2 separate regions of the Homo sapiens genome follow, and region 2 is linked to region 1. Evidence: read pairs that join two places in POLR2A ChIA-PET (ENCODE). Cell type or tissue: Panc1. All regions are shown on one strand. Each heading gives the region's core, and the rest is flanking DNA. Links, peaks and the distances in the headings are about the cores only. Region 1 overlaps RIN2 (Ras and Rab interactor 2). Region 2 overlaps RIN2 (Ras and Rab interactor 2).

Evidence for each region. Peaks named below come from ENCODE experiments on the same cell type or tissue, not always from the same donor. Only the 100,000 strongest peaks of a DNase experiment are listed, where the experiment ranks them.
Region 2: POLR2A ChIA-PET joins it to region 1 with 8 read pairs; 4 of 35 experiments call an interaction of 5 or more read pairs at or near these places.

What each region holds. Positions count from the first base shown.
Region 1 is chr20:19,941,456-19,957,154 of GRCh38, reverse strand. It overlaps RIN2 (Ras and Rab interactor 2), which reads right to left. Exons shown (of 13, transcript NM_018993.4): 5 at 348-540. Among named protein-coding and RNA genes, the nearest start is that of NAA20, 68 kb to the left of the region's middle. In Panc1, for the core only: no CTCF peak of the experiment used is centred there; no DNase peak of the experiment used is centred there.
Region 2 is chr20:19,856,550-19,872,248 of GRCh38, reverse strand. The region is part of intron 2 of RIN2 (Ras and Rab interactor 2); the gene reads right to left. Among named protein-coding and RNA genes, the nearest start is that of RIN2, 110 kb to the right of the region's middle. In Panc1, for the core only: no CTCF peak of the experiment used is centred there; no DNase peak of the experiment used is centred there; H3K27ac peaks cover 1,817 bases.

The sequences.
Region 1 (15,699 bases), core at 3,888-8,887:
AGAGGCCACCAAGGATCTCAGACCCAGGCTCATCCTCAGTGTCCAGGCTCAAGAGGTCAGACCCAGGCTTCTGGCCAGTGGCCCCTACTCGCTACCCAGATGCTCAGTTCTCTGCTGGATCCTTGTACCTCCCATGGTAACTGAGCAGATAAAGACAGAAAGACACATCGTGAAGGGCTCTGTTCCTGGGTTTACAGAATATTTCTGCATTGAAAACCAGTTACACATCAAGAGACATGCTCCTTACAAGCTAGGAAGAAATTTCTGGAACTAACTCCAAGTGTTTTTCTTTAAGCCGGCAGCAGTCCTGCCTGCTTCAACCTGCTTCCCGAGGTTCTGAGTCTTACCCCCGGAGGCTGGGCCTGCAGGACCTCTGCTGCCTCCTCCTCACTCAGACTCAGCTGCAGCCATATGGGGTGGGTGTGGAGGAGCCGGTCCAAGATGCTGAGCCTGTTGGAGAGGCTGTCATAGCCTGAGTCCCGGGCACAGGTCTTCACGTCCTCTTCCTCGGAATAGCCACCATCCTTGTGTCTTACCATGCTAGGAGAAAGAGAAGCGGCACGGTCAGCTGGCTGCAGTACCATTTCCCTAACAAGGAGACCGTCCCTACAAGTTCATAGGCCAGGCTTGCCACCGCACATACCCCATCTTGTGATCGCCCCCTTAATCATCTTCTCTTCCAGACTGAAAGCTTTCTGAGGGCAGACACAATGTTTTATTTTACCCTCTATCTCTAATATTAAAAAGAACACTTTGCACTGGGCAGACCTGACCTTCTATTCCTAACCCCATTTTCAAAAGTTCTAAGCATCCTAAATGCCATTTATTCAGGCTTTGTCTTCCGACATAAAACATTTCTTTTTTTCTTTTTCTTTTCTTTTTTTTTTTTTTTTTTTTGAGATGGAGTCTTATTCTGTTGCCCAGGCTGGAGTGCAGTGGCGCGATCTGGGCTCACTGCAACCTCCGTCTCCTGGGTTCAAGTGATTCTCCTGCCTCAGTCTCCTGAGTAGCTGGGATTATAGGCGCACACCACAATGCCCGGCTAAATTTTTGTATTTTTAATAGAGATAGGGTGTCGCCATGTTGGCCAGGCTGGTCTTGAACTCTTGACCTCAGGTGATCCGCCTACCTCGGCATTCCAAAGTGCTGGGATTACAGGCATAAGCCACCCTGCCTGGCCAATATAAAACATTTCTAACTTTGAGGACAGAACCCTAAATGCGAAATAGCATGGATGGTAACCGTGAGTTCCTAATGCTCAGTAGCATTTCTCATAAGCACAACCATGCCCCAGTCTAAAGGCAAATGCACTCACACAGATTTATTTTGTACCTGAATGATTGGATTTTATTTCTTCTCACAAATCTAAGCATTTTTATTACTGACATTATTTATAATAAAACCTCACAGAGGAGTGATGCTGTGCTATTCGTAAAATCATGTCGACATTACTCATAATAGCTAACAAGCGGAAACAACCCAAATGTCTGTCAGCTGATGAGTGGATGAACAAAATGTGGCCAAGTGTGGTGGCTCACGCCTATAATCCCAGCACTTTGGGAGGTTGAGGCAGGCAGATCACTTGAACCCAGGAGTTTGAAGCCAGCCCGTGGAACCTGACGAAATTCCATTTCTACTAAAAATGCAAAAATTAGCCAGGTGTGGTCATGCGCACCTGTAGTCCCAGCTACTCAGGAGGCTGAGGTGGGAGGATGGCTCTAGCCTGGGAGTTTAAGGCTGCAGTAAGCCATGATCCCACCACTGCACTCCAGCCTGGACAACAGGAGTGAGGCCCTGTCTCAAAAAAAGAAAAAAAAAAGAGTAATCTATTCTTACAATGGAATATTATTCAGCCATAAAAAGGAATGGGGCACTGACGCATGCTGCAACATGGATATACTTGGAAAGCATCTTGTTCAGTGACAGAAGCCAGACATAAGGCCACATACTGAATGACTCGATTTACATGAAATATCCAGAACAAGCAAATCTACAGAGACACAAAGTAGATCAGTGGGCTCCAGAGAATGGGGGAGAGAAAAGAGAATGGGGAGCGATTGCAAACAGGTACCAGGTTTCTTTCCAGGGTGATGGAAATGTTCTGGTATTAGAGAGTGGTGATAATTGCACAATGTGTGAAGGTACTAAAACCCGCGAATCATGCACATTAAAAGGGTGAATTTTATGGTATGTGAATTACGTCTTAATGACCAAACCATATTGACATCCTTTTGGTGCCAATACTGGTTCTGTCAGTGAGTGTTTAATTCCCATTTTACCAATGAGAAGACCGAGGCCTAAGAAGTTACTGAGCTGTCCTGAGTGATAACAGCCTTGAAACAGCAGAACTAGAAATTACACATGCTCTGGTATTTATCCAATGTTGTGGGTACCAAGTCAGGTCAGGGACACAGGGGTGAGGGGCACAGGGGTGAGGGACACAGGGGTGAGGGGCACAGGGCAGTTTGTATCCATGTAGCGGCTGTTGTGTGCCAAGCCCTTTACCTACATTCTCTCATTTACTCCTCTTGGCAGCCCTGGACCACAGGCACCATGATCCCGGTTTTACAGAGAGGACCAGGAGTCTTAGCTCAGGTCAGGATCTTGCTCAAGGTCAAGCCCCTGGTCAGAGAGAGGGGGCTGACATTTCCATCCAAGGCAGCTTCGCTCTGGGTTCTCTCACCCTTTACCAAACTCAGAACTGACACTTAACCTGGCTCTCAAGGAGCAGGTCATCAAGCCCTATCCTGGGGCAGCCAAGGGACACCAGACCTGACCATTCATGTCCAAACAAGCAGGTTTAGATTCGGGTACATATGGTCTTCAATCCTCTAAACCCAAAGGAACTCAACTGTGTGAACTAGATAATGTATTTAGCACTGAGAAGGATGGATAATGAAACTGAATGTATGATGAGTTATAAAAAGGAAATTAAAGGAAGGAAGTGTGATATTTCCACATGGACAACTCTACTCCTAAGAGGTGGGACTGAATTTAGAAGAAGCCAACCTATGCCGATCATTTTTGGGTGTGCAGACTCAATAATAATACCCAGTGTTGGCATGTGGACTGGCCAGAGACCCCCGTCCTAACTTCTCTCCATCACCTTCGTGACTTTCTGCAGGCCTAAGGAATCTCACTCATTCATTCAAGATTTATCTTTTTATTTCTTCTCAAATATGTGAAAGCTTTGCTCAACTTCTGCTACAAATTTCCAGGTAGGAGACTCTGTGCCAAAAAGAATAGTTTCTCCTTCTGCAAATGCCATTCCAGGGCCTGCAGGTATTGGGAAGTGAATATTTGCAGTTAAAAAAACATACTCTTCAAAGTGAAGCTGGTGTTAAAATTCCTTTCATAGAAGGTAAAAGAGCCAGCTTTAGACAAGTGATTCTCAACCCTGGCTGCTGATAAAAATCACCTAAAAAAGCCAGGCATGGTGGCTAAAGCCTGTAATCCCAGCACTTTGGGAGGCAGATCATCTGAGACCAGGAGTTCAAGATCAGCCTGGCCAACATGGTGAATCCCTGTCTCTACTAAAATACAAAAAGTAGCTAGGAGTGGTGGTGGGTGCCTGTAGTCCCAGCTACTCAGGAGGCTAGGGCGGGAGAATTGCTTGAACTTGGGGAGGCGGAGGTTGCAGTGAGTGGAGATCGTGCCACTGCACTCCAGGCTGGGCAACAGAGCAAGACCCTGTCTCAAAAAGAAAAGAAAAGAAAAGAAAAGCCAGGTGCAGTGGCTCACGCCTGTAATCCCAGCACACTTTGGGATGCTGAGGCGGTTGGATCACTGGAAGTCAGGAGTTCAAGACCAGCCTGGTCAACATGGTGAAACCCTGTCTCTGCTAAAAATACCATAATTAGCTGGGCATGGTGGCACACACCTGTAGTCCCAGCTACTCAGGAGGCTGAGGCAGCCTTGAACATGGGAGGTGGAGGTTGCAGTGAGCCGAGATCCTTCCACTGTACTGTAGCCTGGGCAACAGAGCAAGACTCCGTCTCCAAAAAAAGAAAAAAAAATTCCCCAGGGGATCCCAACGTGCAACCAAGTTTACAACCACTACTTTGGATCAGTATTTGTCAAACTTGAGAGCCTGCGTGAAAGTCACCTGGGGTTTGTTAAGCCACAGATTCCTGGTTTCAGACTCACAGCTTCTGCAGGTGTGGGGTGAGCCAGAGACATTGCATTTCTAACAAGCTCTCAGTGACCAATCTGAGGACAACACTGTAAGGAACATTTGCCTGAGATCCAAGTGTAAAACATGCATATTAACTCAGATCAATTAGGGGTTTGGTTTTGTTTTGCTAGGGGCTGCGGGCGCGGGATGGGTACCATGCCACTAAAAGAATTCTTGGCGACTAAATAAATATTTTATCACTGCCATCTCAGGTTGGCCATATTTTGCCAAGACCAAATTGGACAGTGTCTAACATGACAATCGTGATGCTCATGTGTGCTGAAAGTAAACACGTTGACATATCTTCCTTCCCTAGAAGGGCGCATCCTGTGACTCCTCTGTGGTTTCAAGGAGCTGAAAAGCCTTTGTTCTGACAAGTGACCTCAGCCTAAAAAGCAGGGCCCAGACAGGAAGATGGTGAATAAGATTCATGGGGCCTTATAAAACAGCAACCATAATTATCCCTTGCCTTTGCAAATGACTAAGCTGACACCTTGATTCAGCCAGCCACTTGAGGTTTATAGCATATTATTACAGGACAAATTGGCTTTTATCAGGAACAACCTTCAGGAAAAAACTAATGTGAGAACATTGAACATGTAGGGGATGCTACTGGTGCTCCACCTAGAGCCCCTCCTCTAGGGCAGGCACCCATGCCCCATCTGCTGCGAGTGTTGGCTGTGGAAAGCTCACAGCTGCCCCTCTTCTCCTGGAAATGCCCAGGAAGCTACATCCTCTCCCTGAGAGCAGACTCACTGCCAGTGACATACTGATATGTACTTTCTACATATGTGAGATGGAGAAGAGTGGCCTTCTAGCCTTGAGTTGAGACAACTCTGGGGGGCTATTCACGCTGCTGAGCTCCCTGTGGGACCAGGCAGAGCCCACGTCTTTGCCTTGCCTCCTCCCTTTCCCATCCTGGATCCCTCACTCCTTGGCAGGCTGCTTCTGAATCACTTGCACAAGAAGCCCCAAATCAGGCTCTCCTTCCAGGGAACTCAACCTATGACAGAACTTGATGAGATTCATAGAAACTAGCGATTTCTAAGAAAGGTGTCTGCATGCAAACAGGAGGGAAGGCAGTGAACAGAGGTTCATAAAAGGTAAAACACTGTGATACAATCCAGGAGATTCCAATAAAAACATGGTCATAGTGGAATGGCCACAGAGCCAAGCTCAGGGCAGGAAGCATGAGGTTCCTCTCCTAGCTCAGCTGGGCATGTGAGACCTTGCTCAGGTCCCTTTCTGAGCCTCGCCCTTTTGATCTGAAAATAGTAAATAACAATACCTTCACCACCAGGTAGTAATCAATGCAAGCAAAAATTGAGTGGATGCTAAAATCAGAAGGCAAAAGACTTAGGAAATAGGATAGTCATAGTCTTAAAATATCACCTCACAGATCACTTAATGACTTGTGAAAATGAAAAGGTACCCTGGCAATGGAGGAAACTGGTAGATGTCACCTTAACCAAGTGATCTGTGTTAACTCCTCCAAAAATGAGCTGCCCTGACATCAAGTGCCCCCAGTGTGAGGCTCTGAGAAGGTACCATGTCACCTAGGTGTCTTTCCTGCTCCCAAATATGACTCACCTGAATGTATACAGGAGAAAACAATCAGAAAAATCCAAATTTCAGTGACAGCAAAACCAATGGCCAAAACTTCAAAAATGTCAATGTTATGAATTTTAACAGGCTGTAGGATTAATACAGGTTCGAGGTGAATAAAGAGATGTGGTAACTACATGGAGTGCATAGCCTGGAACTCATATATGGCATCAGTATAAAAAGATCTATAAAGGACAATTTCACCTGTAATCCCAGCACTTTGGGAGGGCAAGGTGTATGGATCGCTTGACCTCAGGAGTTTGAGGCCAGCCCGGGCAACATGGCAAAACCCAGTCTCTACAAAATATACAGAAAAGAATTAGCCAGGCATGATGGAGCGTTCCTCTGGTCCCAGCTACTCAAGAGTCTGAGGCGGGAGGATTGCTTGAGCTTGGGAGGTGGAGGTTGCAGTGAGCTGAGATGGCACCACTGCACTTCAGCGGGGGTGACAGAGTTAGACTCTGTCCCAAAAAAAGAAAAAAAAAAAAAAAGGTTAGCCAGGCACAGTGGGGTGTGCCTACAGTTCTAGCCACAGCTGCTCAGGAGGCTAAGGCAGGAGAACTGTTTGAACCCGAGAAGTGGAGGTTGCAGTGAGCCAGACTGCACCATTGCACTCCAGCCTGGGTGACAGAGCAAGACCCTGTCTCAAAAATAAAATAAAATAAAATGGAGAATTTCCTTAAGTGTGATAATTTTATTATGCTTACAAAGGAAAAATGCTTTTATTCTTAGGACATGCATACTGAAAAATTTAAGGGCAAAGTATAAACATGTTTGAAAGTGTCAAAAGAAAGAAAGAAAGAAAGTGTCAAATGATGAGCTCCCCCTAAAAAGAAAAAAAATAGGGAGATAAAGAAAATGTAGCAAAATTTCAGCACTTAGTGAATTAACTGAACAGTGCTATCTTTGCAACTTTTCCATAATGTTTGAAATTTCTCAAAATAATAGGTTGGAGGAGAAGTAATAATATCTACCATCTCACTGAGTTTTTATAACTATAAAACTCATTTATTTGTGCAGCCATTCCCACTATGTCTAGGTGTCTAGGGCTGCTATCATGGGGAGATAAAACTTAGGTACAGATACAGTGAGACCCACATGTGAATACAATGGGCAAACCATAGAATGGCCCGCAAAGTATAAGGTGCCTCTAGGGGCAGAGAACAAACACTCACCCAAAAGTCACAGCCTCCACCCATTCCAATTACAACCAAACCTGGGCCTCATGGCTTTGAAGCAGATGGGTGGATATTCCATCCACTTTGGAAGGGCAGGGCTCTCCAGCACCTGTCCTGCTCTCGTGACAACCAGGTTAAGGTTCTTTGGAGTATGGGATGAGAGAAGCCTTTCCACTGGGCTGGATTTCCTTCCTTCCCATGGCCCAACATTAGTCGCCTGAGCAGGTGGGAGAGTAAGTGATTGCAGAAAGCTCTTTCTGAGTAGGACAACCAGGCAGACAAGGGTTAGTTTTACTAACATTGCCAGAATCAGATTCACCTCAGAGAAACCATCGACACAGAGCAGAACTTCCAAACGATGCATGCCTTTTCTTGTCCTAATTCAGAATTCCAGAAGACATTACAGTCTACCAGCGCAGCCCCTAATGACCAGTCCTAGTGACCAGGGTCTAGACAAAGCATGCTATGAAGCCTCCCTTGCACCTCCCCCTACATCACCCGCTCCCGCGAGCTGCATCCCCAACCATACATCTGAAATGTACACTTTGACCTTGCAAATGAGAGACAATAAGGCAAAAATACACAGAAATGTGATGCGAGGCCATTTCTGTGACAAAACTTACTGACTGAGTAAATAAAGTGAACAACTTTCTAGATATAAGAAACCTAGTTTGGCTGTTAAATAGCAAAAATAAAGTTCAAGGCAAAATGACAAATTCTTACTCTGTCAACCAAGGATGGTGCACATCCATTAGGCTGTGGGTGGCAGCAGGTGTGCTGTGCCCTGTGTGGCTCTGCCCTCAGTGGCAGGACATGAGGATAAACAAGTAAAACAAAAAGCCCCCTAAACCTCCTCTATGTGTGTAAAACCACACCTTCACTAAGCCGAGCAATTAGATTTTTATTTATTTATTTTGAGACGGAGTCTGGCTCTGTCACCCAGGCTGAAGTGCAATGGTGCAGTCTTGGCTCACTGCAACCTCTGCCTCCCAGGCTCAAGCGATTCTCCTGCCTCAGCTTCCTAAGTAGCTGGGATTACAGGCACACACCACCATGCCCAGCTAATGTTTGTATTTTTTTTAGTAGAGACGAGGTTTCACCACGTTGTCCAGGCTGGTCTGGAACTCCTGAACTCAGGCAATCCCCCGCCTTGGCCTCCCAAAGTGCTGGGATTACAGGCGTGAGCCACGGTGTACAGCCTAGATTTTTTTTTTTTTAAAGTAAAATTACGGCCTGGTGCAGTGGCCTGTACCTATAATCCCAGCATTTTCGGAGGCAGAAGGAGGTGGATTGCTTGAGCCTAGGAGGTTGAGGCTGCAGTGAGCTGTGATCATGCCACTACATTCGAGCCTGGGCAACAGAGTGAGACCTTGTCTCAATAAATAAATAAATAAAATTAAAATTAAAATCATTCAAGACAATCACTTTTGTCTGGGGCATACTTCCAAGTTGCCTTGGGGAGTGTTCCCGAGAAACTGGAGTTTTTAAATGGACAATTTAATATCATCTATGGTAAGATGTGCCTGATTTTTTTTAAGAACAAAAGTGATTTCAAACAAATATTTAAAATGTACTATGATTTTTCCACCAGCCTGGCCAACATGGTGAAACCCTGTCTTTACTAAAAGTACAAAAATTAACTGGGTGTGGTGGCGCGCTCCTGTAGTCCCAGCTACTCGGGAGGCTGAGGCATGAGAATGGCTTGAACCTGGGAGGCGGAGGTTGCAGTAAGCCGAGATCACGCCACTGCACTCCAGCCTGGGAGACAGATGGATACTGCGTCTCCAAAAAAATATGTATATGTATATATTTTTTTCCAGTCTATAGCAGACTGTTAGATCATAATTCAGCTAGGATGGGATTGGTTTAGTTAATTAACAATATCTGAAAACCCCTCATAGAATGAATGGCAAGTCCCCTATGGAGATAAATAAGGTGGTTGTGGCCCGTAAGTCAAATGATGCTTTCCTAGGGGAAGTTCCATAGTTCTCTGGCTCCCTTCCGTGTGTCTGTGCGAGCAGCTGTGTCTCAGCACTGTCAGTATCACATCTGCCTTGGAGCTGGAACCATCTGTGGTCTACCCTTGTGTTTTATCAAGGTACCCTGTTTGCTTCTACTTACATGAGTCATCTGGAGACACTGGGATGACTGGGTCAGCAGTTAGTTGGAGGAAGGATTATCACAGTTTCTCAAAAGCAGCTTGGCTTTCGGCTTGTATCTCAGTTCCCCAAACCCTGGCCCTAGACAGGACTTTCTCTCCCATGTCAGGCTCCACAAGGTATGGAGAACTCTCCTCTTGGAAGAGCAACACCTGCTTGCTTTGCCGGCTTTCCCAGGCCAATCCTGGTGGAATCTACAAGGACTGCCCCAGACCTGGGATTTGAAGGAGTGAGCGGCAGGCTCCGCCCATGTCTCTCCTTGCAAGTCTCACCTTTCTGGCCAGGCACTCCCTGAAAACAGTCTTTACGAAAAATCCTGGCTTTTCTTGAAGCCTGAGGGCTCGTTCCCTGAAGGTTTCCGGGAATCTCCTAGACTTTTATGAAAACAAAGTTTCTCATTGTTTACATGGTAAGTGTTTAATAAGTGGTTACAGAATGAAGACAATGGGCTAATTATCATGTGATAAGTTCTTATCAATAAACAAAAACAACAACAAAAGCAGAACTCAGGTTCCATATTACTTTTGACTCTGACTAAATTATGGTTTAAGATTCATTACCTTGTTTGTCTCCCAAACATAAAGAACTGTAGTTTTGCTACTAAGTGGAAAACTCAAAAACAAAATAAAGCTCTAATGGTGGAAAAGTGTAGGTTAATTTTGATATTTAAATTTTTAATTTTAAAAAATACTTTTTTAGAGATGGGGTCTTGCTGTGTTTCCCAGGCTGGTCTCAAACTCCTGGCCTTAAGTGATCCTCCTGCCTCAGCCTCAGCTTCCTGAGTAGCTGGGGCTACAGGCACAAGCCACCATGCCTAGCCCAATTTTGATATTTTGTAATATCTCAATGTTGTTAGAAACTGACAATGTTTCCCAAAAAGTGATGGATACATCAAGGTAATCCATGGAGGCATGGTTTTAATTTTAATGGCCATTACTTATTTTAATGGTTATATGTATTCAGTGTGTTTCCTAATTATGGTAAAGATACTGAATTTGCTTTTTTTTTTTTTTTTTAAGACAGTCTGACACCCAGGCTGGAGTGCAGTGGTACGATCTCGGCTCACTGCAACCTCCACCTCCTGGGTTCGAGCAATTCTCCCGCCTCAGCCTCCTGAGTAGCTGGGACTTTAGGCGTGCGCCACCACGTCCAGCTAATTTTTGTATTTTTAGTAGAGACAGAGTTTTGCTATGTTGGCCAGGCTGGTCTCGAACTCCTGACATCAGGTGATCCACCCACCTCGGCCTCCCAAAGTGCTGGGATTATAGGTGTGAGCCACCGCACCCAGCTGAATTTGCTTTTCCCTTTTTTTTTTTTTTTTTTTTGAGATAGAATCTTGCTCTGTCACCCAGGGCTGGAGTGCAGTGGTGACACAATCTCGGCTTACTGCAACCTCTGTCTCCCAGGTTCAGACAATTCTTGTGCCTCAACCTCCCGAGCAGCTAGGCAAGCGCCACCATGCCAGACTAATATGTGCATTTTTAGTAGAGACGGGGTTTCGCCATGTTGGCCATGCTGGTCTCGAACTCCTGGTCTCAATCAATCCTCCCACCTTGGCCTCTCAAAGTGGTGCTGGGATTCCAGGTGTGAACCCCGGCGCCGGCCTGGGAAGATCATCCTGTAGATACATCTACATGCTGTTGCTCAGCTTCCTCATTACTGAGTTCAAGCTACTTGGAATGTCTCCTGCCATATCTGGCTCCTACCTACCTACCTGTCAAACTGGGTTCAAATCCTCATCCCTTATCTCTTTCAGCTGCAAGTAATCTGTGGCCCATCACATTCCTTCCCTACTGTCCCCACACCTCCAGGGCCCCTACCCCATTCCACTCTGGTCAGACTTCTCTCCCTTACTAGCCTGGCCTCATCCCCAGCCCATATTCAGGCCTAGCCCTGTGCAGGAATTAATAAAAGGTCTGCTTTAGGCATGACCAGGGGCCTGAGGAGGAGGTGATCTGCAGACAGCAAGGTTTACGGAAGAGGAGGAGCTTAGCGGGCAGGGAGAAATATTCTTAGGGGCACTGGGCAGTTTCTTTCTGAGGCCCCCTAACAAATAGAATCCGCTGCTCAGCTCCAGCCTCAGGAGACAAAGCGTTCTTGTTTCTGTGCTTATCAGGAAATGGGCGGCAAAAATCACCACAGCTACCAAGAGCCACCTGGCCTTTGGCCATCTCTGGGGCAAGAAAAGGAGGCAGCTCCAATCCTTCCAGAAAAACAAATCCTTCCTTATTGCTCATTAATTTCTCCCATGGACACCCCTTCTAAGCTCAAGTCAACTAGCAAGGAGTGGGCTTTGAGTGGCTTTGGTTGTAAAAGTCAATGATGTTCCTGCAGTCTACATAGTGAAAAAAAAAATGATAAGAAAGATAAAAAGAAAAGTCAGTGATGAGCTTTAGTGTAGAATTACAATAATTCTATGCCCACCAATACCAGACATTGGAGACCAGTGCTCCATCCAAGGTCTCCAAATACAGAATGCTTTATTCCAGCACGGAGAATGAGATTTAGGATTCCAACAAAAGTGGCCTGCTGAGTGCAGGAGAAAGTAGAGGGTAGACAGTCCTGGCAGGAAAGTGCTCTTGGATAAAGGCAGGTGCAGTGCATGAGGTCTGAAGAAACCCCAGTGGGAACCCCACACACAGCTTCAGGGGCTTTCACATTCAGTCATCAATTTATCCGGAATCAAAGCCACCCACCTCCTGCCCATGTGAGTGCACTGAAATCACAATGCTATTTTTGGTAAGGCATGTCATAGTTTCAATGGAATCAACCCTGATTCTAGTCTCCCTCAGCCTCCTAATCTTCAGCGGTTAGGTGGAAAGAGGACTCCAAGTCAGACTTGAATCAGAGCCTCAGCACTGCCCCTTCATCACTGTGAGGCCTGCACCCATTACCATGCACTGTTTAATCTCAGTTTCCCTGTGTCTAAAAATGGATTCTTGCTGAAAAAAGGAATCTGTTAGCAAAACAAATAAACAGAACCTGAAAAGAACTTCTGATTCTAAGTGCCTGGACTGTCTTTGAAACTATGAGTAATGGTTCCGCTCCATGGGAGTTTTCAGGATGACTTCTTACCGTCTTCTAATTTTTGGATAGTCACAAAAAGAAAGCAAGGCAATGTGTTTCCATTCTAGGACTGACAAATCCTGTGGTATTAACACAACTCTGGAGCTTGTTTTGGCAGCATTTCATGTGACCTGGGAGAAAGCAAAACCCCAAAGCTTCTACAGGCCAGCTTCCAGCAGGTCCTGGAAGCAGGAGAGTTCTCCATCTACCATTAGTGTCTAGGCTCAACCTGGACTCTGGTATTGCCATCCTCAACTTTCAGATGGAAAAAGAAAAAAAAAAGCCACTTCTCTTGATATTTTTGTGTTAAAATTTCCATGTATATCATGCTTCTCCAGGAGCTTCCCTTCAGCTGCATGCCAGACTAAAATCTTTTTCCAGGCTGTTGTCTTAACCAGCTGCAATGGCAAGAAAGATACACCCTGGGATGTGGCATTGCCGGAGGGCCCAGGCTTCTAGCTACAAGAGGCCAATGCAGGGGTCATCTTATGAATCAAGGATGAGACAGAAGTCAAGAGTCTTGTGCCCACCATGGTCCTGATCTTGGGGCAGTAGATCCTTGACCATGTATCAAAAGGAACACAAATATACACCTCAAATGCCAAGCTGCAGCCAAGATGCCTGGATAGGTGGGAGATGAAGCCAGGACTTAGCGGGGTTGGGAGAAGAGAGGTGGTGGGTCTGGGATCAACAACTTGTGGAAGAATATTAGTACCAGAGGCCCCTTATGTAGAGAGACAGAAAATAATGGCCCATACTGAAGATATCTATCAACTAAAAATCTTTGGCACAGGACAAATTCCAATTTGTGTTAAAGACATACACACACACAGAGCAAACAAAAAATTCCCAGAAAAACTTCAACTTCAAAAATACATAGAAGTTGATATCCAATGATTTCTTAACACCTTCAGACATAAAAATATTTCTTTAGAATTTTGAAGTTCAGAACTTGAGTCTAGTTATAGGTAAAAAAAAAAAAAAAAAAAAAAAAAAAGGATATTGAAATGGAATTAAACATGTCTCTGTAATATTCTATTAGTCTGGAGAAGAAGGGAAACCCCAATCCATTATTCTGGACACGGCAGGACCCTGGCCTGGCTAACACAGTTGACAGCATGGAAATTGCCAGGTGAGCAGAAGAAACCTTTTACCCACCACCCAGCATGGGAAGAGTGGTGGGCAGAGAGGCATGGGGAAATGGATTGTCTTAGAAGGACCCCTGCATATTTAGCCAAGTTTTAAGGGCTATCAGAGGCCATCCAGTTTATCTCCTTATTTGAGATCAAAATGCTAGAAATTGATAAAACTGGTCCTAGGTCCAGTTTTCCGACTTAGGGAGTTTCCCTAGAGCAAGCAAGTTCATACTTAATTCCTCAAGGCCTTTTTTTGTCCCATTAAACTCTAAAAGGAAAAAGAATCACTAGCATATTTGGGGTTACAGATTTTATTCCTCCATGGCGAAGGGCTGCTGCTTTTTGAGGGTGGAGCCCCAACTTCCTCAAAAAAGATTTGTAAGAGCATGTCACAGTAGGACTATTCTGAAAAACCTTTAGGGCCTTTGGTAATTTTTAAGTTCTATCAACTGAGGCCCAGCAGAAGAGGACACAGAAATGGGAACAAAAGCTCATGTCTGCCTCCAGGGAGACGCTGCCATTTCGGGAGGTAAGAAAAAGTGGTAGCTGTTTTGCCCAGGAACTTCCTCTGGTTGACTCTCCAGCTAGAGATGAGAAGGCCAGATACAGAGCGAATGCTGGCAGAGGCTTTCATTTGTTCCTGTAAAAATAAGAAAGAGGAACAAAGAACCTGTTGTCCTGGTTGCCCTTGGAGCTGAAAACAGGCAGAAGAAGGAGCCAGGCGGGCTCCAGTCTTGGTCCCGATGCCCTTCAAGCCCGGGGCATGCACCCTGCTTCACGGAAAGGCAAGTGTTCCATGGATTGGCAGTTTCTAGTATTTAATTGCTCTGGGTTACACTGGTGTTATTTCCTAGCAGATGAATTCTAACTAAGCAGATATTTTATGGCAGAACCAATTGCCAATATAGCAGCAATGCAAAGCCTACAGAGCACAAAATAGCTCCAATTCTGGAGTATGCTGCTGGTGACATTGTGTGGCCAAGGTCAAAATAGCTCCAACTCTGGAGTATGCTGCTGGTGACATTGTGTGGCCAAGGTTTACTGTAAACAGATAAGCTAGCCACTACATTGGAAGGTGCTACCCGTCAACAAAAACAGAATCAATTTCTAGGAAACTGCATTTCTAGGATGATCAAAAACACCTTGTAGGTCAGTGAAAAATCATGCATGATCTACCATTTAAATGGATTGTCATGCAAAAACATCAGAAGGATACACATCAAAGCAAAGAATTAAATCAGCCAACCCAACAAACAATCAAAAATGATTCTATCTTGGAGTGGGGGTGGGGTCGGGGTCAGGGTGTTGTTTATTTTTATTTTCTGCATTGTGCTTTTTCCACCATGTACACGTTTTACTTTTGGCTATCAAAAAAAGAAATCTTAAATGTTTCTTTTAAAAAACTTCCCAAAGATAACAGATATCACCAGTCAAGATAGACTGAACAGCTCTTTAGGGCATTTTTTATCTTACACTTCTTATTCGTTAATGAAATTGATGTACCTCTGACCTAGAATTACCTGCTTCCCACCTGAGGTTCTTGGGACATCTGCTGTCCTCCTCTGTTCATCTGACGTATTCTATTATGTCCCATTTCGTTACATGATACTCACTTGTTTACAATTTTTTCCCTCCTTAGGTTGTGTAAATCTTCAGGCTCCACTCTCATGGTATTTTGGTAAATATGATCCACTGAATAAATACTTTCTCTTTCTTTTTTTTTTTTTGAGATAGAGTCTCACTCTGTCACCCATGCTGGAGTGCAGTGGCTTGATCTCGGCTCATGACAACCTCCATCTTTCAGGTTCAAGCAATTCTCTTGCCTCATCCTGAGTAGCTGGGATTACAGGCATGAGCCACTGCGCCTGGCTAATTTTTGTGTTTTTACTAGAGAGGGGGTTTCACCATGTTGGCCAAGCTGGTCTCAAACTCCTGACCTCGTGATCCACCCACCTCAGCCTCCCAAAGTGCTGGGATTACAGGTGTGAGTCACCCTGCCCGGCTTAAATATTTTCTTTAATTTGAGTTTAGTTGTTGCTACATTGGTGATAGTGTAGCGAAGAGTTGGTCAACCCTCATAGAATTCATTGAAATCATGTTCAGGACACTCCTGGTTGAGTTGAAATATGGAAATATTCTAGGGGATTGGGGGTAAATTGATCAAAGTAATCATAGTAGAGAATCCTCAGTGACATAGCCGGAAAATGTCTCACCATAAACCTGTTGCTGCTACACGGCCTGCCCTGTAGCAGTAACAGGTTTGTGAGCAAAGCCATCGATGTGTGATGTGTTTACTCTGTGGATTTTCATCTAGCTGGATACTTATTTGTGCAATTTTGCTGAGTTATGTTTTACTTCAGTGGAAAATTATTTAAAAAGCA
Region 2 (15,699 bases), core at 5,304-10,303, 86 kb after region 1:
TTCCTCATGGCTGAGGAGGTTTCAGGCAACTTACAATCATAGTGGAAGGGGAAGCAAGCACCTTCTTCACAAGGCAGCAGGAGAGAGACGAGTGAAAAAGGAGGAACTTCTGAACTCTTATAAAACCATCAGATCTCGTGAGCACTCAGTTACTATCACTAGGCATGGGGGAAACTGCCCCCATGATCCAATAACCTCCCACCAGCTCCCTCCTTCAACACCTGGGGATTACAATTCAAGATGAGATTTGAGTGGGGACACGAAGCCTAACCATATCACCCACCCTGTTCATGGGCTTTTCCCTGAGCACTGCCCCCATAATGATCTAACTCCATTATTGAACCAGTGAAATAACTTAAGAGTCCACAATTCCTAAATCTTAGCGTCCTCCTCATAAACATCATTGAAATAAACTGGGGATCCATTTCAGCATTTTTAACTGGAAATATAGTCCCTGTTAGGCAGAGTTCCTGCCTATGATTCCTTAGAGAAGCCGCGATGCGTACATTGGTTCTACCTCCTTCAGAGTAGAGACCCCACAGAAGTGGAGATAGGAAACAATCCTCACTAGCACTGATCTATCTTTGTTGAGTATTTTGACACGTGGCAATGCATGCCCTAACTCCCAGCCAAACCTAGAACAAGCCAACCTAGAACAGCTAGAATGTGTGACCTAAGTTGGCAGTCTGAGGAAGAGGAAATTCTGAAACCACATAGTGCATGATGCACTGCTATTTACTAGCAACAGTGATTTTTCTCACCTCAACCCTGCTCCCTCATTTTAGTAGGACATCTCTGAGGTGCACGATATATACTGTCTCCCAAAGATACCTCATGAGATGAAGCTTCAGCTGGGTGTCAATTTGTTGCTCAGGGTGGTCTCAAACTCCTGGCTTCAAAGTGAAGCCCCGTCTTGGCCTCCCAAAGTAAGATTACAGATGTGAGCCACCTACCTGGCGAGAGTATCATTTTTGTTGTTGTTCAGCTCTTGCAAAATAAATTCAAAGAAAAAGAAGTGTCACCAAATGAATTAGTCCTCTTAGGATCCCCATGTGCCTTGGTCCAGATCTGCTCCCATCAGACCACAATGAAAGCTTTTAAGATATCCCTCCTGTCTTTCTCTTCATAATCCCTTGCCTGCTTCTCCATGGTAATCAGCAATCAATCCTGCAATACAAATGAGCCCTTGAATCAGCTAGGAATTTTTATGTTGGAAGTAACAGAAAACCCCATTCAAATTGGCTTGAAGATAAATAATAACATCTCCTTAAACAGTATTTGTTAGTTGCAAGGGGACCGATAGTAACTACACAGTGGAGAAATTAGGCAACACCTTGTCCAGGTGATCCAAGTCAGCATCCCAAACGAAGGCAGCCAGATGCTGTGTTCCTCCAGACGTGATGCCCTAGAAGAACACAGCATCAGTTAGAGGATATTACAACAGAGAGTGTGTATGTGGAATCTCATCAAGAAGAAACATCATACCCACTCCAACTGAGGGACATCCCATCATAGAACTGGCCTAGATTCTACATCAATATCAATGTCGTGAAAAACAAAGAAAGGCTGAGGAACCATTTTTTCTTTCTTTCTTTCTTTTTTTTGAAAGAGTCTAATGCTATAGCCCAGGCTGGAGTGCAGTGGTGCGATCTTGGCTCACTGCAACCTCTGCCTCCTGGGTTCAAGTGATTCTCGTGCCTCAACCTCCTGGGTAGCTAGGATTACAGACGTGCACCATCGTGCCTGGCTAATTTTTGTATTTTTAGTAGAGATGGGGTTTCACCATGTTGGCCAGGCTGGTTTTGAACTCCTGGCCTTATATGATCCACCCACCTTGGCCTCCCAAAGTGTTGGGATTACAGGCTTGAGCCACTACACCTAGCCTGAGGAATCACTCTTAAAAAAGATTAAAGAGGCCTGACACCTTCCTGCAAAAGACATGATCTGGACTAGTTCCTGGACTAGAGAAAGAAACATGCTATACAGGACATTATTGGGAAAAATGATAACAATTGGCATCTCGGGTTTAGATCAAAGTATCATATGATGATTAGGCTCCATTCTTGGGTCATCGAACTGTGGGAATGTAGGAGAACCTCCATGTTCTTCAGAAGTATATACTGGTGCAGTAAGTGGTGAAGGGGCCTGATGGCTACAATCTACTCTAACCTGGTTCAGAGGCTGATACAGGAAATGGGGCAAAATGGCACAGGTCAGTGAACCTGTGCAAATAGTACAGAGGAGTCCTCAGAACTATTCTTGCCACGGTTCTGGAAGTTTGACATTATTTCAAAATAACTTGGCCCCGTGAGGTGGCTCACGCCTGTAATCCCAATGCTTTGGGACGCCCAGGCGGGAGAATTGCTTGGGTCCAGCACTGTCATCTGGGCAACATAGCGAACCCCCTTCTCTACAATAAATAAATAAATAAATAAATAAATAAATAAATAAATAAAATTAGCCAGGCATGGTGGTGCACACCTGTATTCCCAGCTACTTGGGAGGCTGAGGTGGGAGCATCACTTGAGTCTAGGAGTTCGAGGCTGCAGTAGCTGTGATTGCACCACTGCACTCCAGCTTGGGCCCCAGAGCGAGACCCTGTCTCTCAAAAAAAAAAAAACCCAAGAACAAAATAAAAGCTTAAAAATCTCTAAGCAGTAAAAGTGATTAAGGGATGGCCTAAAGTCCAGGGTGAGGGTGGAGGCTTCATGGAGTGGCATGGGCCAATCCAGCAGCTCCACAATTCAACCAGGCCCCATTTCCCCAGCTTTTTCTATCTCTTGGTTTGGCCCTTCCCTGGGGTCAGTGCTAACCCATCTTCAGTGTGGCCAGTGATGACGTGGCTTCGTCTCCCCACCTCACCATGTCACAAAAGTCAGTAACCTCTGAAGGAATAGTGAGGGTCTTGTTCCCCAGAAACCCTTCCTCTCAAGTTTGGGAAATCCTGCCTAAAACACAAAATCTAATCAAGGTGGCCCTGACATCAGTCCAAACTCTGCCACAGCGTATATGGTCTTCATCAATTTCATTCAAACCTTTATTTGCATTTCTAATCCCTCTCTCCAGCGCAGACTCATCCACCCTGCGTGTTTCTGTATACATCACTCAGTCTCTGTTTAAAATGCCTCACCACCTGGTGAACACTTTTTTTTTTTTTTTTTTTTTTTGAGACGGAGTCTTGCTCTGTCACCCAGGCTGGAGTGCAGTGGCGTGATCTCGGCTCAACTGCAACCTCCACCTCCCGGTTCAAGCAATTCTCCTGTCTCTGCCTCCCGAGTAGCTGGAATTAGAGGCACATGCCACCACACCCAGCTAACTTTTTGTATTTTTAGTAGAGACAAGGTTTCACGATGTTGGCCAGGTTGGTCTTGAACTCCTGACCTTAGGTGATCCACCCCCCTTGGCCTCTCAAAGTGCTGGGATTACAGGTGTGAGCCAGCATGCCCAGCTAGTGAACACCTTTTTATCCCTCAAGACTTAGGTCAGAGATCATCTCTGTGCTAGCTTCCCTTCATTACCTATTCCCATTATCAGCCCTTCCCCTTTCTGGGTCCCCAAGGTCCCTCTGACAGCCTCCACAACATCATGATTATAGCTGTCTGTTTATCTCACATAGGCTGTGTGCCCCTACAGGATGGAGCACGGCCTGTTGTCGAATGTTCACGGTCTGCCCAGCATATCATAAAACCCGGATGAAACCCTAAGACCTGCCCTGCTCATTTCACGTGTTTCCTGGCCCAGTGAAAGTGTGTGGTATGAATTCAGGAGCGAATCTGTAAGAGTACTTCAAACAGTGCTGGACACTAAATAATTTACTAAAATAAAACGTTGTCCAATAAAATACATCTTCATTCCTTTGGGTATTTTACTGCATTAAGGAAAATTACCCTGTTACTCAAGCCACATGGAACCACTAAGAAACTCATAACGTAGCCAGGCGGTGGAAAGCGCGTATGTCCCAATTTCCTGTTTTTCTCCGAGACGCTGCTGCCCCAGCCTGGGTCAGGCGATGCGTGGTTTGTGGCCTGCCACTTGGGCAGCCCTGGCTCAGAAGAAAGGCCATCTTCATTTTATATGGGAAAGTTGGAGAAACCTCAGAAGAGCCGTGGTGCATAAATATCACGTCACCAAAGCAGGGAACTGGCCACACTCACAGGCCTCCTTGGGGCCTGGCTTGGTGTCAGTTCCTGCTGTGGAGCTTGGTTCGGCTCTTTGTGCACCAGCATGCCCCACGCCAGACATGACGACACTGATGGCTTTTGCAGCCCCAGCCACAGAACAGGCTGCTGATGCTGCCCTTTCTTGTCCCACGAAAACGCCTTGCAGTTCAGAGAGCAGGCCGGCTCACCCAGCTGCACAGCATTTTCAGAGCAGCTTTGGGGCCATCATCCAGCAAAGTCTAAATACCCTCCCAGTTTGATTCATCTCTCAGTTTTAGACAAACCACAACTCTTAAAATTCTCCCACTGCAGAGAAACTTGGTGGACACCACCATCTTAACTAAACTATTGGAGCTGGTGTCACCAGGAATAAAACAAACCTGCCACATGTGCCTCCTGATATCTGGGACTGAGGAGGCCACCGCATCACTCTGGGGCATTCCTGCCACGGGTGCAAAACATGAATCTACTGTGAGGAGCATCAGACAAACCTAAACTGAGGGTCACTCTACAAAAATGATTGGCCTGCATGCTCTAAAAACGTAAAGGTCTTAAAAGGCAACAAAAGCTAAGGATACATTTCAGAGTGAAGGAGTCTCTAAACAGAAGTGACAACTCAATTCAATAAATGATCCTCAGTTGGATGCTTAACTGAAAAAAAATGCTGTAAATGACATTATTGGGATAATTGGAAAAACTGAAATATGGGCAACAGATTAAAGTATTGCATCAATGTTAAATTTCCTGAATTTGGTAACTGGATTGTGATGATGTAAAAATATGTCCTTGTTCTTAAGAAGTAAACACTAAAGTATTGAGTGGTAAAGAGGCGTGACTCATGCAACTTACTGTCCAATGGTTTAGAAAAAAGTGTGTGTGTGTGCACATGAGCATGTGTGCACGTGTTGTGTGTGGAGTGAGAGGTAAAAAAGAGAAATAAAACAAATATGGTAAAATGTTAAAATGTGTTAATCTGGATAACTGACATCTTATGAGTCTCTGTACTATACTTGCAAACTTTGTGTAAATTTGAAATTATTTAAAAATGTAAAAATGCATTCCATTAAACAAAAAAAAAAATAAAAATAAACAAGATTCTTAGTGATGGTTTAACGTTTTCGCACAGCAAAACACTAACATGTGTGTTGAAAAATAAATTAATCTGGCCAGGTATGGTGGCTCACTCCTGTAATCCCAGCACTTTGGGAGGCCAAGGCGGGAGAATCGCTTGAGGTCAGGAGATCGAGATCAGCCTGGTCAACATAGTGAAACCCCATCTCTACTAAAAATACAATAATTATGCTGGTGTGGTGGTGCCTGCCTGTAATCCCAGCTACTCAGGAGGCTGAGGCATGAGAATCATTTGAACCTGGGAGGTGGAACTTGCAGTGAGCTGAGATCATGCCACTGCACTCCCGCCTGGGTGACACAGGAAGACTCTGTCTCAAAATAAATAAAATAAAATAAAATATCCAAAATTAATCTAGAAACACAATTTCACGTTAATGTTTTTTAAAAGCTTGAAATTTGATATAAAAAGCATATATGGCTATGTGTTTTGTGAATTTTGTATGCAATGTTAAAGATATACAAAAAGGTTTAAAGATGTAACATGTCTCTCTGCACTCCCCAGCCCTGTGGAGTCCTGTCTATCATATATCCTTTTTCTTTTCAGAGGTTACAAGAATTCTGAACTTGGAGTTCATCAGTCCTATATATCAGGGGTCCCCCACCCCCCAAGACTGCACAGCAGGAGGTGAGCAGTGAGTGAGGCAGTGAAGCTTCATCTGTATTTACAGCCACTCCCCATTGCTCATATTATCACCTGAGCTCTGCCTCCTGTCAGATCAGCAGTGGCATTAGATTCTCATAGTAGCACAAACCCTATTGTGAACTGCACATGCAAGGGATCTACACTCTGTGCTCCTTATGAGAATCTAATGCCTGATGATCTGTCTCCCATCACCCCCAGATGGGACCATCTAGTTGCAGGAAACCAAGCTCAGGGCACCCACTGATTCTACATTAAGGTGACTTGTATAATTATTTAATTATATATTACAATGTAATAATAATAGAAATAAAGTACACAATAAATGTAATGTGCTTGAATCATCCCAAAACCATCCCTCACACAACCCCGGTCTATGGAAAAATTGTCTTCCGTGAAACTGGTCCCTGGTGCCAAAAAGGTTGGGGACCACTTCTATTATATGTATGCAAATGCACCTTTATACATTTGCTACATATGTATGTATGTGTATATTTTTATTATATTTTTGTAAAGTATAACTTTTGGTCAGGCATGGTGGCTCATGCTTGTAATCCCAGCACTTTGGGAGGCCAAAGCAGGATTGCTTAAGGTCAGGAGTTTGAGACCAGGCTGGGGAACAAAGTGAGACCCTCCATCTGTACAAAAAATAAAAAATAAAAATTAGCTGGGCCTGGTGGTGTGTGCCTATAGTTTTAGCTTTTTGAGAGGCTGAGGAGGGAAGATCACTTGAACCCAGGAGTTTGAGGCTGCAGTGAGCCATGATTGCAGCACTGCACTTTAGCCTGGGTTAACAGAGCAAGACACTGTTGCCAAAAAAAAAAAAAAAGAAAGAAAGTATAACTTTTAAAATGAAATTTGAATTTAAAATTGTGTAATCCCTGAAGGACCCCTCAGGGTATGTATTAAGGTTCCAGGGAATACAGTTTTATTGGGCAGTTTTATTTAGCTGAGCTGATCTTTCTGGCTCTTCAGAGGCATTTACCCAGTGGCCTGAGTGTACCTCCTCAGAAAGGAACCTGAATGTTGTGACTATACTGTATAGAAAATATGTCATAGCACACACCTGATGACATGCTGGGACCAAAATATGCCATCTCACAATGGTGACGGTGAGCATCTCTCCTTAACTCTGCCTAAGGACATTCTGTTAGTAATTTGAAGATGATTATGGTTGGAGTATTTATTTACACCATGGAAATTGGCAAGTACTAAATCTGGGGGAGTCGTAAACATTTACAGCAAACCATTGTCTGCACCTTGCTCCCCAGCATCTTTGATGTAAAAGGGATAAGCTAATTCAGGTTTTTCAGGTAGTCTTTCAGATACTTAAAAGAGAAAATGAAGAAATAAAACTTGTTAAGATTTCATATCCTAGCTTGAATGCTATAGAAAGTGTTAAGGTGAATTTAGGTGATCTTAAAAAAATGGTCCAAAATGCCCAAATAGAATCATCCAAATATAATTTACAAATAAAATTTGTCTGGTAGAGAACAACTCCAAAGATGATGGTTTGACGGCCCTTTGAGGATGGTAACCAGTTTTGTATCACAGGCAGCGAGTATATGTAGCCTATTTCAGCAGGATTTCTTTAGACTGATTACATATACACCAATCTCTTGTACCCATCCTGCTTTGAACTAGCTTTACCCACCTGCTGATGCCTTCCTAATAAGTCTTTAACCCCACGCTCCTTATATGTCAATAGGAGGGCTCTATTTTTAAACTTTTAAATGATCATATTTTGACAAAGGAGAAGTGTATTGGAACCAAATAATTTGGTCCTTTTTTCTTCTTGTCAAATTCCATGCTGTCTGCTTTGGAGGAGGGACTTTGGTGAAGTCAGGAAGGAAGGATTCAAAGGATGCTGTGTTTCACGACCTGGTAATTTTGTTTATAGAGCCAAGCGTCATGATCTTCTAAATGTAACCAGGTCTGGTGTTAATAAGAACCAGGAAAATCCTAACCACAAACAGTTGAATGTTTTGCCAAAAAGCTTGTGCCCTGTGGGGCAAACTTAACCAAACAACTTTATGAAAGTTCAGCTGTTAACTCCTCACTCCAGAAGAGGACATGACCCTGCAAACTAAACAGTGCCACCCAGGATGGTCAAAAACCAGGGTACTGTCAATAGTAACTTCTCCCGCCTCTTGCAAACTATTGTTTCCCAGCCTTTTCAGACCCTTTTTTCTAATTGATCCCTCCATTAAATCTTAATACCATGGATATCCATCGTATAACTGTTTATGTATCATATGCATATCTGTGTCTTATACATTAAAAAAAAAGTTTTTTTTTTACCACCCACCCCCGAGAACCAATTCTTGCCTTCTTGGGGGCAATCTAGCCCCTGTTGAGAATGCGTGTTGTAAACTGACCATTATTCACTGTGCTCTCACAGCCTGGCAATGCCCATATGGGGTTTCCCAGAGCAGTGTGAAGATGAACACAGGATGGGAATGACCTCTCCCATCTATGGTCATCTTTGCTTTCTACCGATGAACCGCAGTTTTATAACAGCAGAAACAACCATTCTGGGACTTCCTAGATGCAAGGAATGAGCTAAGCACTTTACATACTGTCAAAGTTTGCCTTCTCCCAGAAGCAAACCCCAAGGCAAGGATTCTAGGGCTGGTAATTTCTGGGAAAGTGGTCCTGAGAAATACTGATAGGTGAATGGGAAAGTGAGGCAGGAAAGAGGAGGATGATTTTCAAGCCATTGACAGCTGTGGACAAATGGAGTTTAATCTCACAGAGTAATGCTGGTAAGCAGTGTCAAACACAAGCTTCAGAGTTATCCCTTCTGAAGGGGGTGAGGGAGCTGGGGTACTGATACAGCTGACTTCCATCAGTCATTGGTTGAAGGCTGCTTGTGGGGACATTAACTCCCCAGTACTCTCTAGACAGACAGATGCAAATGCAAGCAGCCAGCAGTCAAGTTGGTGTGAGCTGCAATGATAAGGCCCAGGGCAGAAGGGTGAGGCACATACATGGTTTCATGTAACGCACAACATCTATGACAGGTGAGCCCTTAATCACTGCAAATGTTATAGAAATGAGACAAAACGTGTTAAATAATGTTCCTAAAGTCAACAGGGAGTAAGTGGAAGTGACAAGTGCTGACTCCAGAGGCCACATGCATAAATGACAGGCTGCACATGTATACTGCCTTTCTTCTTGCACACACATGCTGTTCCTCTTGATTTTTCCTATTCAGATTGATTTGACAAAGCAATAAGATGTATATGAGAAAACGCTCACCTTAGGTAAACACATAAGTTGAGAGGACAAGGGTAGGCACAGAGCAGAGGGTGAAAGAAGAGAGAAAAGTAGATGATGCCAAGAGGGAGGAACATGGTACAAGTCTGCTGGCTCCACGCTGGAGGGCAGATGTTGCTACATTAAGTCATGTTACAAACCAATCCAAAGACAAGATCTTGCAGTGAAAGGGGATTCAACTCAGAAAACGTGCATTTGGCAAGGATTCAGTTCTAGGGACTGTGCTCCCAAGCACTGGGAACACCAAGATGACTAAGACCAGCCCTGGTTCTAACTTTGAAGAACTCATAGTCTACAAAGAGCATTAAAGAAAAAATTATTCAATGATACTTGTTAATGCCTGGTAAGACAGACTTTATTCAGTCCGTGGCAATGGGTGGTTGAGGAGAGAGATTGAGTTCAACTCTGTTTTTGCTTGTTTGTTTGTTTGTTTGTTTGTTTGTTTTGAGACGGAGTCTCACTCTGTCACCCAGGCTGGAGTGCAGTGGCACGATATTGGCTCACCGCAACCTCTGCCTCCCGAGTTTAAGCGATTCTCCTGCCTCAGCCTCCCAAGTAGCTGGGACTACAGGTGCCTGCCACCACGCCCGACTAATTTTTTGTATTTTTAGTAGAGATAGGGTTTCACCATGTTGGCCAGGCTGGTCTCGAACTCTCGAGCTCAGGCAATCCACCCGCCTCGGCCTCCCAAAGTGGTGGGATTACTGGTGTGAGCCAACACGCCCGGCCAAGTTCAACTCTGAATGCAGTATGGACAAGTGGGAATTTATAGCCAAGGAGAAGAGTGGAGGGACAGTGGATGGGGCCTCCATTAAATTTTAATACCATGGATATCTATTGTATAACTGTTTATGTATCATATGCATATTACCAAGAGGAAACATCAGGGTCAGGAGACTCTGGCTAAACCAACCTAGCAGGTTGCTGAAGACAGGCCAGGATGGCCGGACTCCACTTGGGGGATAGTGGCAGTGAAGAAATCTGATCAGGTATGGAGGGTGATCAGATATGGAGGGTGATCATCAGATATGGAGGGTGATCATCAGATATGGAGGGTGATCATCAGATATGGAGGGTGAGCATCAAATATGGAAGATGATCAGATATGGATGGTGATCATCAGATATGGAGGGTGATCACATATGGAGGGTGATCATCAGGTATGGAGGTTGATCAGATATGGAGGGTGATCATTGAATATGGAGAATGATCAGATATGGATGGTCATCATTAGATATGGAGGGTGATCATCAGATATGGAGGGTGATCATCAGATATGGAGGGTGATCATCGGATATGGAGGGTGAGCATCAGATATGGAGGATGATCATCAGATATGGAGGTTGATCAGATACGGAGGGTCATCATCAGATATGGAGAGTGATCAGATATGGAGGGTGATCATTAGATATGGAGGGTGATCATCAGATATGGAGGGTGATCACCAGATATGGAGGGTGATCATCAGATATGGAGGGTGATCAGATAAGGAGGGTGATCAGATATGGAGGGTGATCAGATATGGAGGGTGATCAGATATCGAGGGCAGGGCGTTCTTGCTCAACCTACTTAGCAGGGTTCTTTGTTAAAACTAGATTTTATAAGGAAGTGCTCAGAAGCACCTAGGAGGAGGTTCAGGAGCCTGACTAAAGTTTCGTCAAGCCAAGAATCTTTGTCAAGGGGAAGGGCTGTGGTGGAACATATCATAGCAAAGGCTGACAATGACAGTAGAGTGCAGCTGGGCAGAAATCAATTTTCTCTAGAGGTTGGAGGGTCATGGAAACCTATAAGGAGGTGGGACTTTTGAGACAGGCTTTAAAGGAAGAATAGGAGTTTAGGAGGTGGACAGGATCAAGAAGGGTAGAAGGAATAGTGTGACATCTGCCCGGAGACTGATCAAAGCAGGACATTTGACACATTCTTGATTGACTCTGCTGAATATTTTCTACCTCATAAAGTCATAAGGGGAACTGTTAACCCTAAACTTAACAAGGAAAGACTGGCTGTGGGTTTAGACCTGACCGAATGTTATCATAGGATTTGTAATAGTGAAAGAAGGGTGTTCTTTGCCCTGGCTTTAATTTGCTACTTTCCTGGGTTATCTGCAAAAACTTGCAGTTGGTTATGTGCTGTGCCACCTCTTTTATGGCTTTTTTCTTCGTTCACTTAGTCATTCATTAACTCAACTATGGGGATGTAAAGGTGAATCAGAGTTTGGTTTCTGTTCTGAATATGCTCATAGTCCAGTGAGGGACATAATTAAATAAGAAACCATTAAAAGACAAGCTTATCAGTGCTAAAACAGAGAGAGAGGGGCACACCATCCAGACTCCATGGGGAGTGAGTGTGAGAGAAACACAAGGGTCCCAAGAGGAGAAGACAACTAGGCAATCTGAAAATTAGCTTAGAATTAACCGGCCAGGTGCAGTGGCTCATGCCTGTAATCCCAGTACTTTGGGAGGCCAAGGTGGGTGGATTGCCTGAGGTCAGGAGTTCGAGACGAGTATGGCCAACATGGTGAAACCCCGTCTCTACTAAAAATACAAAAAAAATTAGCTGGGTGTGGTGGTGTGTGCCTGTAATCCCAGCTACTTGGGAGGCTGAAGCAGGGGAGTTGCTTGAGGAGGTGGAGGTTGCAGTGAGCCGAGATCATCGAGCCACTGCACTCCAGCCTGAGCAACAGAGTGAGACTCCGTCTCAGAAAAAAAACAAAAAACAAAACAAAAAAACAAACAAACAAGAATCACCCATGTAAAGGGGCAGACCCGATACAGGATGTCTCTTGGCACCAGTCAGGAGTTCCATTTCTGACTTCCAACCATCAGCATCTGTGCCACTTCATCTGAGGGTTTTCTCTGGTGGTGGGACCTAATGCTATCACACCTATGGAAGGCCAGAAGTGCAAGGGGCAGCCAGTGACAGAGATAAGCCAATGCCTGGCAGGAGTTGGCAAATAAACACCCAGCTCCTTTGCACCTTGGGATGAGTGACTCTGAAGCTTGTGCTCTCTACAGCATCTCCAAGTTTTTCAGTGGGATTCAGTTCCAGTTGTCCACAGGGGTGCCAGGCTTGATAAAACACTCTATACTGGCTTCCTTCCCTTCCTTGTTTCACTTCCAAGATCCCCCAGTGATGCTTCTGGGGATCATCTCCCAAATAAACCACTTGCACTTGAATCCATGACTCCCAAGTTTTGGGCTTGATGACTGGATTCTCCATATAGAGAACGCAGGTGAGGAAGGGAAAGATTTATGGAAAAGATAATGAGCTGAATTTGGAATTGTTGAGTTTGAGCTGTCAGTAGGACATCCATGTGGAAAGTTCAGGAAGCAGGTATATCAATGGATCTGGCTCTTAGGAAGGAGTTATGTGCGGAGATAGTCACGTGGGAGTTGTCAGCATGCACATGGTAGCTACTGTCATGGAATAGATGGGATCTTCATGGAAGTCAAGGGAAAGTTATATTTCAAGACCTTGTGACTATTTAATGGTGCCAGTGCTTCAAAGTGGGCAAGAAAGATAAGAATTGAAAGCTGTCTGTTGGGTAGAGCAACCAGAAGGAAGAGCCAAAGAAATGGGAGGAAAATGGGGAAATTGGCATTTTATGCACAGTATCCTATTTGACCCTCTAGTCAATCTTCGGATGGAAGCACTATTCTTGCCTAATGTTACACAATTAATAAGTGGTAGAGTCAGGATTAGAACCAGGAATGTGTGAATCCCAGCAGTCCTCTCTTTCTATTACACCATACTCCCTTTCCCTGTGCCTGAGGGTGGACGCCCAGGGGCGTCTCTGCAGCCACATCCTGCCTGCCCTCATCCAGCTCATCCCTGGAAGTTGGATGGCTCCTCCCCATCTTGTTCCTGCCAATTAGTGCCTCTAAGGAGACTCTGATTCATCAATGTAGTCCCAACATTCTAAGTATGACCCCCTGGAAGGGCCTGGCATGGAAGTATTTTCTCCCTGTAGAGCTGTTTATCTTCCCAAGAAAGCCCTATGGACTCCAGAGTCCATCTTCTGAGCCCAGGGATCTCAACTCAGTTGCTGCTACCTAATCTGAAGCTACTTTAAGAAATGTATTCTGTCCTCCACCGTGTTTGCAGCAGTCCCGCCTTCTCCCTGCATGTCCCGAGCCCCCTGCCAACTCCTGCTTTGTTCTGGTCTCCACTACATGGTCAGCTCAGTTCAGGCCCTGCCAGGGTCTCTTTATGAAAAGCAGACCCAAACATTTACCCTTGATTGTAGGAAGACAGATGAGATCATGGAATTATTGACATCTTTAGTAAGTAAGGAAAACTTATGGAGAATGGGGAAGGAGTCAGAGGATTAGGAATAAGTAAATATTATTCCAAATGGAGGTTTCATTTCCTGGATATGGTCAAGAAGGGATTATCAAGATGGTTTTTGAGCACTTAGAAGGAAAATGATGGTCTCTAGACATTAGCACGATGTCCTTAAAACACGAACTTCATTAACTTTTTCATGTTTCTAGGCAATAGATCAGGGCTGTGAGCACGGAAGAGGTTGATTTCATAAAATTTGACAAGCTTCTCCAAACACTCTAAGAGACGCAATGCAGATATTTGGGCTGGACAGCACTGAAGTCAGTTATCAGGTTACCCAGACTCAAAGGCTTTCAGGTCCCTTAGACCAAAAATCAGACAGTGTTGGGCCTCTTCCTGCTTCAATCTATTCCCCTAATTTGTTGGCCTCGCTTTCCTAATTTAACTCTGTCACCCTTCCTTCCTCACTCAGATGTAGCCTGACCTGATTCCTATTCTCCCCACTCAAGAAAAGGGCAGGCAATTAAACTGGCAAAAGAAACAGGGGTTGTAAGACAGAAAAACAAGGAGTAGGCAAAAATGTCTTAAACAGGACATAAAAAACTCAAGCCATCTTAATATTTTTTTTTAAAAAAAGACAGACCATAAAAAGGGATGAGTTGGACCTCATTAAAGTTAAATGCTTTTGTTCAACAAAACACATCATTAAAAAGTGAATGAATAAGACATAGAGCAGGAGAAGATATTTGAAATGCACATGTAAGACAAATAACTTCTGGCTAGAATATATAAGGAAGACAAAACACATTTTCAAAAGAACAAAAGGCTTAAATGGAGCCTTCACTACAGAGAATATTCAAACCTAAAACATTCAAAAGACTGTTCAACATTATTACTCATCAGGAAAATCCAAATTATTATTATTATTATTATTAGAGACAGGGTCTCACTTTGTTGCCCAGACTGGCTTCAAATTCCTGGGCTCAAGCAATCTTCCCACCTCAGTCTCCCAAGTAGCTGGGATTCCAGGTGTGTACCACCATATCCAGTGAGGAAAATCCAGATTAAAGCCACATTGAGACACTCCCATGCACCCTCTGGAATAAGTAAAATTTAAAAGACTGATCATACCAAGTGTTAGCAACTGGAACTCTCATATGGTGTTGGTGGGAATAAAAATTGGTCCAACTACCTTAGAAAGCTGGAATAATCTACTAATATCTATGCTTGCTCTATAATCCAGTAATTCCACTCTTAGTTATACATCCAAAATAAATGGATGTATGTGTCTACAAAAAGATACACGTACAGAAATGTTCATTGCAGCTTTATTCATTATAGTCCAGACTAGAAACAATTTAAATATCCATCAATATGAAAATAATACAATGAATCCATTGTATTATTCATACAATGGATAAGTACCCAGGAACAAAAAGGAACAAATTACTGATATATGAAGCAACGTGGATGCATTTGCTCAAAACATTATGTTGAGCAAAAGAGGCCAGTCACAAAGGTGTATACATTTTGATTCCATATATATGGAGATCAATAACAGGCAAAACTAATCTACATTGCTATTAATAGAAAACAGAATAATGGGTATTCTTGTTTAGGGAGGCATTGACTAGGAAAGGGACAGGAAACCATCCGGGATAATGAAAATGTTCTAGACCTTGATCTGGATGGTGGCTACCGGGGTCTCTGCCTAAAGTTCACTGGGCTGTACACTTAAGACTTTGCACTTTGCTGTATACAAATTATATCTCAATAAAATTAAGGTTTTAAAAAATGAGGGGGGATACTGGCTAAGATATTCCAGTATGTATATATAAAGGCTTTAAAAAGCCATATAAAAAGTGGCCTCTCATCTTGTTTCTTTACTACTGGCCACGTTGCAAGATTTGGAATCAGTTCACAGCCAAAGCTACCTCGCTCATGGTGCTAGTTCCATTTCTGATGACCAGTCGCTGGAATGCTCCAGTGGAGAAATACAAAATTTAATAGCATTTGAGCCTCCATCAATAGTAAAGGACATCATTATTTTATGTATCATCTAATGAAACAGACATTGCCAATTAAACCATGGCAATATCTCTCTCCCTCCCTCCCTTCCTTCCTTCCTTCTTTCCTTCCTTCCTTCCTTTCTTCCATCCTCCCTCCCTCCCTTCCTTTCCTTCCTTCCTCCCTTTCTCTCCCTCT